4 separate regions of the Mus musculus genome follow, and regions 2, 3 and 4 are each linked to region 1. Evidence: chromatin contacts called from ENCODE Hi-C data. All regions are on one chromosome and are shown on one strand. The core of a region is the stretch at or near the end of the contact, and the rest is flanking DNA. Distances in the headings are between cores, read along the strand shown.

The links. A loop is a pair of places that touch in the nucleus more often than their neighbours do.
Region 2: a map of T-helper 17 cell shows a loop between it and region 1 (65-fold over the local background). The contact joins the enhancer-like site here to the promoter of Slc2a10 in region 1. A Hi-C loop is called at or near these places in 3 of 37 maps with a recorded cell type or tissue (T-helper 1 cell and T-helper 17 cell).
Region 3: a map of T-helper 1 cell shows a loop between it and region 1 (73-fold over the local background). The contact joins the enhancer-like site here to the promoter of Slc2a10 in region 1. A Hi-C loop is called at or near these places in 2 of 37 maps with a recorded cell type or tissue (T-helper 1 cell and T-helper 17 cell).
Region 4: a map of T-helper 1 cell shows a loop between it and region 1 (336-fold over the local background). The contact joins the enhancer-like site here to the promoter of Slc2a10 in region 1. A Hi-C loop is called at or near these places in 2 of 37 maps with a recorded cell type or tissue (T-helper 1 cell and T-helper 17 cell).

Annotation. Positions count from the first base shown.
Region 1 is chr2:165,502,410-165,505,253 of GRCm38, reverse strand. It overlaps Slc2a10 (solute carrier family 2 (facilitated glucose transporter), member 10), which reads right to left and starts at 1,357. Exons shown (of 5, transcript NM_130451.3): 1 at 1,206-1,357. The coding sequence starts at 1,209.
Region 2 is chr2:31,163,891-31,166,734 of GRCm38, reverse strand. The region is part of intron 1 of Gpr107 (G protein-coupled receptor 107); the gene reads right to left. Among named protein-coding and RNA genes, the nearest start is that of Gpr107, 13 kb to the right of the region's middle. Within about 2 kb of position 1,371, at least 2 of the 3 ENCODE cell types and tissues checked have a DNase peak (open chromatin) inside an H3K27ac peak, as active enhancers do.
Region 3 is chr2:52,957,813-52,960,656 of GRCm38, reverse strand. The region is part of intron 1 of Fmnl2 (formin-like 2); the gene reads right to left. Among named protein-coding and RNA genes, the nearest start is that of Gm52511, 50 kb to the left of the region's middle. Within about 2 kb of position 1,493, at least 2 of the 3 ENCODE cell types and tissues checked have a DNase peak (open chromatin) inside an H3K27ac peak, as active enhancers do.
Region 4 is chr2:60,041,542-60,044,385 of GRCm38, reverse strand. The region is part of intron 2 of Baz2b (bromodomain adjacent to zinc finger domain, 2B); the gene reads left to right. Among named protein-coding and RNA genes, the nearest start is that of Gm13572, 5.8 kb to the right of the region's middle. Within about 2 kb of position 1,504, at least 1 of the 3 ENCODE cell types and tissues checked has a DNase peak (open chromatin) inside an H3K27ac peak, as active enhancers do.

The DNA of each region.
Region 1 (2,844 bases), core at 108-2,607:
TTCCTTTAGCCCAAATTTTCCTTGCTATTCTCCTGTTTCAACCTGTTAGAGGAACAGTGTTTATTCCCAGAGAGGGCTGAGAGAGTGAACCTTTCTGTGAACCACGTTATCTACAAATGGGACAATAGCTATCTCACAACCAGTGTTAGCTACAATGACTCTCCCCTGAACAGCCTAGGGTAAGGTTTTAACAGACAAATTACCCCATCCATCATTGCAGCTTGAATCCTCCAGCTTCCCTTGTCATTTGGAATGACATCCAAAGATCTCTTCATAGCCCAGCATGATCTGTCCCCTACTCGACTCTCAGCCCCCTCCCCTTATCCACTGAGTTGCTGTGCTACTGGCTTGGACCCCAATGTGCATTTCTGCCATCTGGGAGCACACACACACACACACACACACACACACACACACACACACCTCATTCCACCCCCACCTCCCACTCCTACTCCCCCACCTTTCCCCCCAATCCCCCCACCCACGTCTCAGCAAAACCCACTTCTGAGCAAGGCTTCAGGTCTGCCTTGGTCTCCTTTGCTACCAGAGGAACATACCTCCTGGCCTTCGTACCCCTGTGTGTGCCACAGCTCCTGTTCATTACCTGGTCCCCAGCTTCTCACCTCCGAGACTGAGAGCAGAGTCTCTTTCTTCACTGTGTGTCCCAGCCCCTCCCTGCGCGTGCTCTGAACCTCATGCCCACTGAAGAATGAGAAACTGACTATGCTAAAGGCATTTAAGTTTCTGAATCCAGAAAAGATAACAGAAATCTTGACCCCCTGTCCTCCTGGCTGGAACTCTGCATTAGTGGACCTGTCTCCTCTCACTGAAGTCAAATCCAGCCCAGGAGTTCCATCTTAATCTGTCCCTGTCAGTGCCCTGCCCCTAGGGCAATACCGAGCACTGAGGTGCTCAGCGACCTGCTGGCTGGCTTGGTTCCGGGGTCTATGACTCAGTTTGCAGAACTGGAGTCCCCTCAGAGCCCCCAACAGCCTCAACACCCCAAAGCGACCATGTCTGTGGAACTATCCCAAGGCCCTGTCTGCAGAATCATTGCCCTGGGGCTCCAGGGGGCTCCCTGCGGCCAGGCCACTCCCCTGGAAGGCGGATGGACGGGCGGAGGGGGTGGGGGGGGGGGACCGCCCTGCCTTTCGCAGGGTCCAGGGGAGGGGAGGGGTGGATCGAGATCCGTGGCCGCGACTTACCCATAGCTAGCGAGTAGCGCTGGGCGGCAGGGCTGGGCTCTGGGTCCCGCGTGTCCTGGTCAAATCCCCGCTGTAGCAGTGGCGGACAAACTTTCCCCAGAGCTGGGGCCTGCGCTCTCCCTCCGCCACGTTGGCCAGCCCGGTCTGAGCCTGGGGGGCGGGACGGAGGGTAGCCCGGTACCGCCCGACAGCCAATGCTGTGGCGGCCCTGCTGCCCCACAAAGGAACTTACTTCAAGTTTCCCCGGAGAAACTGTCACTCTACAAATAGTTTCCACAGTCACTGTGGCCCACCCTTCACTGGCCTGCCCAGTGTACACACACAAACACACACACACACACCCTGTGCCAGGTCTCACCCATATTCACACACACACACACACACACACACATCCTGTGCCGGCCTCTCCCATGTGTACCCCCACCCCCACCCCACTCAGCACCTCTGACATCACAGCCATTCAGCACCATTCCCTCTCCATCCCACAGGAACACTGGCTTGGACTTGGGGTGCCCCAGGGAACAAGGCAGACAAGGTCCTTCTTCCTATGGCGCTTACTTCTAAAGGCAGAAGAAAAAATGATCTAAAGGAGTCAGAGGAGCCCAGCAGTATAAGGAAGGGCAGCTGGAGAGCATTAGCCTGGGCACCGAGCCAGGCAGCTGGGGATGGCTGGGTTGGTTTGTCCTGATGGACCAGGCCCTGGGGACAGCAAAGGGGACAGCAAAGGAGCCAGTGGGGAACAAAGGAGCATACGAAGTGAAGGCTGAGGGTCTGGAATCTAGGGGTTCAGAGAGGTCAAGTGGAGAGGAGTGGGTGGACCAGGGCGCCATCCTGAGATCTTGGGGTTCTGTCAGGAATATAAGTGTTGGGTTCACTGCAGTGCTGGGAGCTGAAGTTAAGGCCTTCCGTATGCCAGGCAGGCACTCTGCCATGGAGTCTAGCCCCAGACCAGGAACGAGGAGTTTTATCCCAGTTGAAGGAGACAAATTCTGATGGTTACATGGGCAAGGATGGGAGCTGGGCAGCTGATGCAAAAAGAGAGGAAGCCATTTTGATGCTGATGGTTGGGATGGAGACATGTAGGCAAATCAGGGGAAGGCTTGGTAAAGATTGCCAGGAGGCTGGGCAGGGAGACGTAGGGTTCTGTGCCTACTGCCAAATGGCTTTGGGCATCCATGTAGAATGGAGGAGGGGATGGCTTTGACCCCTAGGTTAGGGACAATGCCAGTAATTCTCACTCCAGGACCAGAGGCAGGCTCAGCACACAAGTGAGCACAGCCCTCCCCAGCCTCTCCTTTGCTCACACACAGGCTTTGTCTCAGGAGCACTTTCTCCAAGAGGGCCAAGTGCCTTAGGAAAACACAAGTACCTTGACTGTGATGGTTTGTGTATGCTCAGCCCAGGGAGTGGCACTATGAGAAGGTGTGGCCCTGTTGGAGTAGGTGTGGCCTTGTTGGAGTAGGTGTGTTACTGTGGGTGTGGGCTTTAAGACCCTCATCCTAACTGCCTGAAAGCCAGTATTCTGCTAGCAGCCTTCAGATGAAGATGTAGAACTCTCAGCTCCTCCTGTACCATGCCTGCCCAGATGCTACCATGCTCCCATCTTGATGATAATGGACTGAACCTCTGAACCTGTAAG
Region 2 (2,844 bases), core at 122-2,621, about 130 Mb after region 1:
TCAGCCTGCATTCTTCCTGAAAGAAGAGTGCCTGTCTTCTGGTAGGCAAAACTTTATAGAGGAGGCCAAGTCACAGGGTGCACACCTTTAATACCCACCCAGGAGGCAGAGGCAGGAGGGTGAGTTCAAGGCCAGGCTGGTTTACACTGAGTTCCTGACCAGCCAGGGGTATATAGTGAGAACCTGTTTAAAAGAAAGACTAGCGGGAGTGGTGGCACATGCCTTTAATCCCAGAGGCAGGCTGATTTCTGAGTTCGAGGCCAGCCTGGTCTACAAAGTGAGTTCCAGGACAGCCAGAGCTATGCAGAGAAACCCTGTCTCAAAAAACCAAAAAAAAAACCAAAAAAAAAAAAAAAAAAAAGACAAACAACGGCCCCTCAAAAAAACATAGGGGGCTGGAGGCTAGGACCTAGTTCAGTTAAAAACACTTGCTGCTCTTCCGTCAACCATCTCCCATCAACCACATTAGGAGGCTCATAACCATCTGTAACTCCAGGGGATCTTTTGCCTCTGGCTTCTGTGAGCACCTGCATTCATGTGCACACACCCACATGCAGATACATACACCTACATAGAATTAAGAATAATTTAAAATTTAATATTTATGAGGCTGGAGAGATAGATCAGCGGTTAAGAGCATTGACTGCGCTTCCAGAGGTCCTGAGTTCAATTCCCCGCAACCACATGGTGGCTCACAACCATCTGTAATGGGATCTGATGCCTTCTTATGGTATGTCTGAAGACAGCTACAGTGTATATAAAATACATAAAATAAATAAATCTTTAAAAAAATACTCCCCACCCCCAAAATTTTGTAATGTATAAAAGAAACCAATTCTGGCAGGGGAGGGGAGTGTTGAAGTAAGTACAAGCGCCCTGCTGCCCTCAGCTCCTCCCAGACTTTTGTCACTTGACCCTAAGTGATAACCAGTATGCTGGGCCTTAGGGCAGAAGCTAATGCAGAGGCCCTCCCAGGAACAAGTCAAGTGGAGACAGACAACTGAGCAGGGGGAATCCCGGGCGTGCTCAAGCCTCAGCCCACAGAGAAACATGCCCAACCCCTGCCTGCTCCATGTCTCAACTGATGCAGGACAACACATTTCAGGACCAGGACAAGATATCAGCAAAGCCTTCTAACACAGCTTCGTCCTGACATGTGACATTACTGAGACTACATGAACTGCCTGTGACAAGGTGGCTCTTTACTCATAATGCTGGAGCTACCCAAACAATAGCAGCTGTTGATGGGACCCTCGCCTATAGCTACAAGTTTCCAGGCCTCAGGGGCTGTCAATGGGACCTTCTGAGGGACTAGGATAAGCCCCACCCACAAGGCCAAGAGACAATGCCCTGGAAAGCTGCCACCAGGAGGGTCTTATTCCCTGGCTGACTCTGGCTCCCCATCCCAGCTAGGTCTGAGGGTTGGAGCACTGGCCTTCAGCAACGGTCTAATACAAACTCTCTCCAGACTCCTGCAATATCTCAGAATGGCACTCGCTTCCTCCCCTCCCCGCTCCAGCCAGTGTTTTCAACTCCCTCTTCCCTTTTTTGGTCCTCTGGGAATTTCCTTTACTGCAGAGTTCAGCTAGGCATTTGGAGCAGTGTGCTGCCTCTCACTTCCCAGTGACAGGAGACTGAGGCAAACCCACACTCCCACAGAGAAGCAATCTGCAGAGCAAAGCAAGCCCACTCACAATACACACACACACACACACACACACACACACACACACACACGACAGGATTTGGAGGGGACGGTGACTGCTCCTCAGAGAAAGGGACTTTCCAGTCACTTGAGGGAAAGGCAAGGCTTGAGAAAACTGTAAAAGCACTAATAATTGTTTCCTGCTGGCTACAGTGTGTTTACATTGGGGAAATAACCTGAGTTGTACATTTATGTTCAGCACATACGGATTTTACTTTTTTCTTGTATTTTGTTTATTTACTTGTGTGTGTATGCACATGTCACAGTACAAAGAAAAAGTCAGAAGACAACTTGTAGGAGTCCAGTCCCCCCTTCCAGCATGGGGGGCCCAGGTCATCAGGCTTTCACTGCTGAGCCATCTCACTGGTCCCAAACTTCCATTTTCAGAGTATAAGTCTTCTACTCTGTCCAACATGTAGGAAGTTTACAGCAGACACACATGAGAGGCAGAGGCAGGTGGGTCTTTGTGAGTTCAAGCCTAGAACAGCTAGGGTTACACAGTGAGACCTCATCTTTAAACAAAGCCTCACTGAGGCTCTATGAGGAGCACCATGCACCTGACACAGCAGCACACCTGTAGCGCACACCTGTAGTGCACACCTGTAGCACACCTGTAGTACACACCTGTAGCACACCCCAGCACTTGGCAGACAGTGGCAGGAGGATCAGGAGCTCAAGAGGATGAGAAGTTGGGTGGCAGCTCAGTATTCCTGCCCTCTCCCTGCTACTCTCCTGGAAATGGCAGCCAAGCTCCCTGACAATGGGACAGTACATCCTCATGTGGGGACAGAGAGGGTCTGCCAGAGCATCCCAAGGCTGACCCTGCCAGACACCAGCAACAGAGAGGATGCACTGGCCACCTCCTGCACAGGACCCAGCAGGGCTCTAAGGAGTGCTCTGCAACAGGGAGCTGCCTCCCTACAACTCTACAAGGCGGGTGCTGCTCTGCTCAGGCTACTGTGGAAGAAACAGGCCCAGACAGGTAAGTGCTGGCTTGGACCAGAGAAGCAGACCCAACCCAGGCAGGAACTCTACACCTGGGCACTTACTCACTGCATGCCTTTCATAAGCAAATAAACAGTGCATCTTTTATCTTGCTTTGAACTTGTCTGCATTACACAGGAGTCGAAAGTGCCAGG
Region 3 (2,844 bases), core at 244-2,743, about 110 Mb after region 1:
GCAGCAAACCATATAGACTCTACAAATAAGGTCCTGGCTTCTCCAGGCATCAGAGCACACCACTGAGGCAGTGAGTGCACTGCCCTTTGGGGCCATTGCCCTTGGCCCTCTCTCTAATCCACTCAACAGCAGCAACAGCCACTCTGGGCCCTACAAGTTCCTATGATTCAGGGGTCCTTAGAAACAAAGAGCTTGAAGATAATAAAGAGCTCCTGGAAACCAACCCCAGAAGGCTACATTCTAGGGAAGTAGAAGAGTTAAGGGAATTTAGTCAACACATCCCTAAATCTTAGTGGGAGATGAAGCCATCCAATGCTTTTCTAATATCCTTCTTGTCACCAACGATCTGCCTGGGGAGTTTAACAGCTCTTCCTCAACTGCTTACACTTTCTTGGGCTTCCTTGTGGAATGGGTCCAGATGCCTGGGCAAGCTTCTTGTCACATCTGGACTTCTAAGAAAGGTATCTGGAGGCAGCAACACTGCAGACTTACTGTAAATAAGACTCTGACTTCTCCAGGCATCAGAACACATCTCAACTGTCACACCCATCCAAGAGCTATTTCCAGCTTGTGGTGTGAGGATTTTCACTCGTTTCCAGAAACTACTGGTAAGTACACAGACTGAGACATGCTACTGCAGAAAAAACGATGAACAGAAGGAAAAACATCCATCTTTATCACTTTATTACATTTCCCAACTGTGCTTATGTGTATATACACACACATAATACTAACCTTTTATTTACTCTGCAACAGACCATCTAAACTACTTAAACTACCAAAAGTGTGTATCATTTCATTATCTTACTTTTTCTTGTTTTTTAAACCTTGTTCTCTGCTACACAGGAGGAGCACATTAAGGACATACTGTTTCCAGTGAGGTCTGCCTTTCTGGTAAGCAGACTCTCTCTCCCTTTTGGCTCTCTGCTCACAAGGCACAGCAGATACAGCTTGCAGAACAGAACACACCTTCCATGGGGCTCTAACAGGGTCAATAGTGTAGCTTTTAACCCCCTTTCCCCCAACTCACCTGCTCACCTTCCCAGAAAGCTACTAACTCAGAAGGCAACCAGGAGTTAAAGTTTAGCTGCTTTTTGTTTCTTCTAGGAAGAGATAAAGGAGGCAGAAGGTGGGAGACAGAGGGGAGGGAAGAAGAAGAAAACAAACACCTCCCTAATCCACATACTGGCCAGACATCCCCTCTCCCCTCACCCCCCAAGCACCTGAGCTGAGCATTTTGCTCTCTTCTAGGCCATCAATCTCACACACCTAGCTCCTTTAAACACATGAACTTATGTCTTAGTCCATGGTTCCTAATTAGGGAACCTGTCAATCATCACACCAGGTCAGCAGCTTCCCCAGTCCACTCCCGACCTTTCAGCCACGGTTCCCTCTAACGCAGCACCACGCAGAGCCTAAACTGGTTTACTCTCGGACTGTGAAGCTGAAGAACCAATCATTGCATGAGATTAACCAGTCACTGCGGTCCTCCTGGCTGGGCGCCACCTCCTCCTGTGGCTTCAGACAAAGAGAGGCCAGGAAGCCTCCTCCACTGCGGGGAGGGAGGTTCAGTCTTCCCCTACCCAGCCCTTCTATGAGAGGGACGAACATCCCAATAGACTTTACGGGAACCATCTGGGCATCACATTTGTCCCATTATAAAACATTTTATTTTCCCCGTAAGGAGAGAGGTGGGGCGCAAGCACAAGATTCCTTGCTTAACCACATTCATTTGTTTATAAATAAGATTTGACTCCTTCAACATTCTGTGGAGTGGATGGTTTATGCTAGGAAAAAAAAAAAAAAAAATAGTGGCAGTAGCCCGGCTTAGCTTCCAGTGGGGCTTCCTGGAAACAAGATTTGTGTGAAAGGGAACAGGGCAAGCTTTGCTCTGAAATGCTAATAAAGGCAGGAGATGGCAGGAGCCTTGCCTTTTGCACAGCCTCTCCAAGTTACATCTTATAATCCTGAAACTAGCGTAAAGAGAAGTCCCTCAGACTTCCCTCCTGTGGCCCCCTCAGCCTTGCTGGGAACAGGGAGAGGGCAAAGAGTCTAATGTCTCTAGTGACCAAAGCAACAACTGTAGCCACTTTGGAATGAAACGAGGGAAGGGAGCCATACAATTAGGTCAGGGTGGCTTTGGGTATTGTGCCACACAGGCACACAAATTAATCTCTCCAGTTGCTGAAGGTCAATGCCAGGGAACACACTGGTCAGAGTCCTCTGGGGTCTGCGTAGTGGGGTTGGGGGTTGGAACCCCTCTTATCCACATGTGATCCTTTCGCTCCTGCCCCAATTCTATGGCCAACTTAGCTCATAAAGCCCTAGTTTATCAATATGGTGAGGTCACATTCCTCCCCAAACCAAGCGTCGAGCCTGTGAACCACAGTGGCAGATGGCTGAGCTTCTGTATATGTCTGTACTGCTACTGGAGGGCTAATGCACCCTATTTATTTATTCCGACAGCTCACTGTGAGGACACCGGGGACCTTTGACTCTGTCATCTCAAAAGCACAGAATCCTCTGTCTCAGTCTCCTTGTCCCTGAGCTTTGCAGGTGTCAGTACCACATTCACCAGGTACTAATTAAACACATGAACATGCACAAAGCTTTAGATCACAGCAAGCATAAGCATGGGACACAAACTTCACAACTGTGAGAGAGCTGAGCTCAAGATACACACCCAGCATATTTTGGAACAATGCATTAAATTCCTTAAGCAAAACAAAGGACCACAAGTTCAAACTTAGCAGCTCCAACAGAACACAGGGGAAGGTCCAGCGTGTTAGCAGTTCCCTGAGCCTGGGGTTTCCAACCTTTATTTTATTATTTTTTAAAGCCCTG
Region 4 (2,844 bases), core at 255-2,754, about 110 Mb after region 1:
TTTGTTGTTGTGGCTCCTTGTTTGTTTGTTTGTTGGTTGGTTGGTTGGTTGGTTTTTTGAAACAGAGTTTCACTTTGTAGCCGTGGTCTTGAACTCAGAGGTCAGCCTGCCTCTGCTGTGTGAGTGTGGGCTCCTTCTGGGATGGGCGTTGGCTGTGGCCTCTGTGGATGAATCCCTGAGCCATCCCACTTAAGGTTGCTTCCTTTGCTTCGAATAGAAGTGAAGTTTCCTTATTGGTGTCCTTCTCTTGTTTTATTTAAACACTTTTGTTTAATTCGGTACAGTTTAATCTTTTGTTATATCAATGGAAATTTATGATTTTTAGTAAATACTGACTGGGTTAGTTATTGCTCTGAGGTTATGTGGTCATTGGTTTAAAATCACTCTTTAGGATTATCATATGATCAGTATTATTTTGTTTGAACACTGGATTGAGCCCTTGCATTCAAGTGTGTTAGCCAAGTGCTGTGTTGCTGAGTAACCCTGTCGCCCCCAGATTTTAATGACCTCAGCTATGAGACAGTTAGGCAGAAAGCTGTCTAATTTTTTTCTTTAATTTTTATAGTAGAACTAGAATTTATAATTACTCTTAGTTACTTTTTTAATAGCCTCATAATTTAGACATTAACGTGTTTTTCTTGTTGTTGTTTTGTTTGAGACAGAGTCTTTCTGTGTAGCCCTGACTATCCTGGAACTCGCTCTGTAGACCAGGCTGGCCTCACACTCAGAGATTCGCCTGCTTCTCCCTCCTGAGTTCTGGGATTAAAGGCATGGGCAACGCCCTTCTGACATTAATGTGATATTAAAATGCGAACGTAAACAGAGTTCCATTTAACTTTGGCTTCAGGCACCACTTCCCCGTCAGCCCCAAAGGTATTGAGAGTAAGTGGAAATCATACAAGAGAGACCTTGAGCCAGTCTCCTCTGCATCAGAGGTGAGTGGAGACTCGCGGACAGCTGCTGTGACAGCCACAGGGATGCCTAGCTCTGTGCTTAAAAAGCCTGTACTTTAAAAGGGTATAAATTGATTGGGGCATTCATACTTCACGATTAATAATACTAAATACGCTCATAACAAAACTATCAATCTTTAGAAAAAGTCTTCAGAATTACTTATTTTTGACAAATGGGAATTAGTAATGAACATATGTAGACCCCCAAAGTGAAACATTTTGAGAGAAATTTGATTTTTATTTAAAAACAGAATAATTTTCATGTTGATCGTTAATATACAGCTCTATATTATTGCATTTAGTAGTTGTCAGTGGTAGAAAGTTCTAGAGGATTAGTTAAAAGTGATTTAATATGCACTTAATGCTGTCTTAATTCATCCTCCTCGCTCACACTGACCGACAGTGCGCATATGGAACTCACAGCAACGGTGGGTAAGCTTTCCAGCCCAGCTCTGCGCGTCTCCAGAAAAGCCCTGCCCTGCATGCTCTGCCTGCTCGGCCTGCTGCCGTTGCTCTTCCTGAAGGAGCAGTAACAGTGCTGACGCAGCAATGCAGCTAGAGTTTGCATTCAAAATAAATGTGGGGGTCAGGATCAGTGCTGTATGACCTGAGCCTGGGTGTTCCTGTCCCAGCACTGAGTTCTTCAGTCTAAAGGACAAAAACACCAAACAGGTCAGGGGCTCACGAAAGGCCAGAGGAGGGACAAACGATGCAGAAGGCAGTGGCTCCGAGGCTGCCTTAATACATGTGTATCTCAGGTTGATGGTTGCTTTCATTAGCAGATCTCATTGTTATGCAATGTCTGTTTTGCTGCAGCAAAATGGATCTTGTACTCGCAGTCCTGTGTCTCTCTGATGCTGCAGTTACTGGAACATATGTCTGCCTTTGCTTTTCTTTACCATATTTTTAAGGAAAAGAAGGAAAATTGGATTCTATTGTTGCTGAATATGTTTCTCAGAGGCCTTTACATTTGTGTTATGGATATTTTCTATTTTTGTCCTCTGTTTACAATTATAAGATGTTAAATAATGTAAACATGTTAATTATCACATAAATTTTAGTGAATAGCATATAAGCTCAATTGATTGCACTAATAATTTTATTAGCTATGTAAGCATATGTTTTCTAACATTTTAAAATATTGGGGTCTTTTTTATTACAAAATATGGTAAGTAAGATTTGAAAGATGCTGCTTTTTACAATAGCAAAAATTGTAATAGAAATAACTACCGCTGAGATAAACTATTCCAGAGGTTTTGGTTTGAGATGAGCACTGAAACCTGGTTCAGACAGGCTGAGTGACTTCAGCCAGGGAACAGGAGGGGACGCTGTTGTCAGTGCAGTCATTTGGTGGCTTGACAGCACTTTATGAAGTCTGTTGGCTTGGGCTAGTGTTCTTAAGAATGGGCCCCATATGAGAACCTGGGTTTGTGTAAATACAGATTAGTTTTATAGCATGCAAGAACATATGTGATAATACCTGACCTTTTGTCCACGAACTTCAATCCTAACAATATCTTGGCTATATTAAGTAAACAGGATCTGCTCTGTATTCATAGTAAGTTAATTTGTGCTGAAAGAATTTGCTGCATATTGAGCTTCATTCATTATGAGCAATGTAAATGAAAATTTTCTAAGCTCTTTCAGAGTTAGTGAGGGAAAGATTGTGGGCCCAATTATCAAGACTCCAGGAGAGAGTCACCCTGGGTTTGAGGAAGCTAGAACTGATAGTGAGTGAGAAGTCATAGGACGTAATGTTAACATCTTTACAAGGGAGAAAAAGACCCACCCCATTGTGACTGTTGGATTTGCTATTACCTATTTATTGCACCTGAAAATCAGTGGAGCACTGTTGAATTTCAATTGTATGCAGTCTATGTCATATCAATTG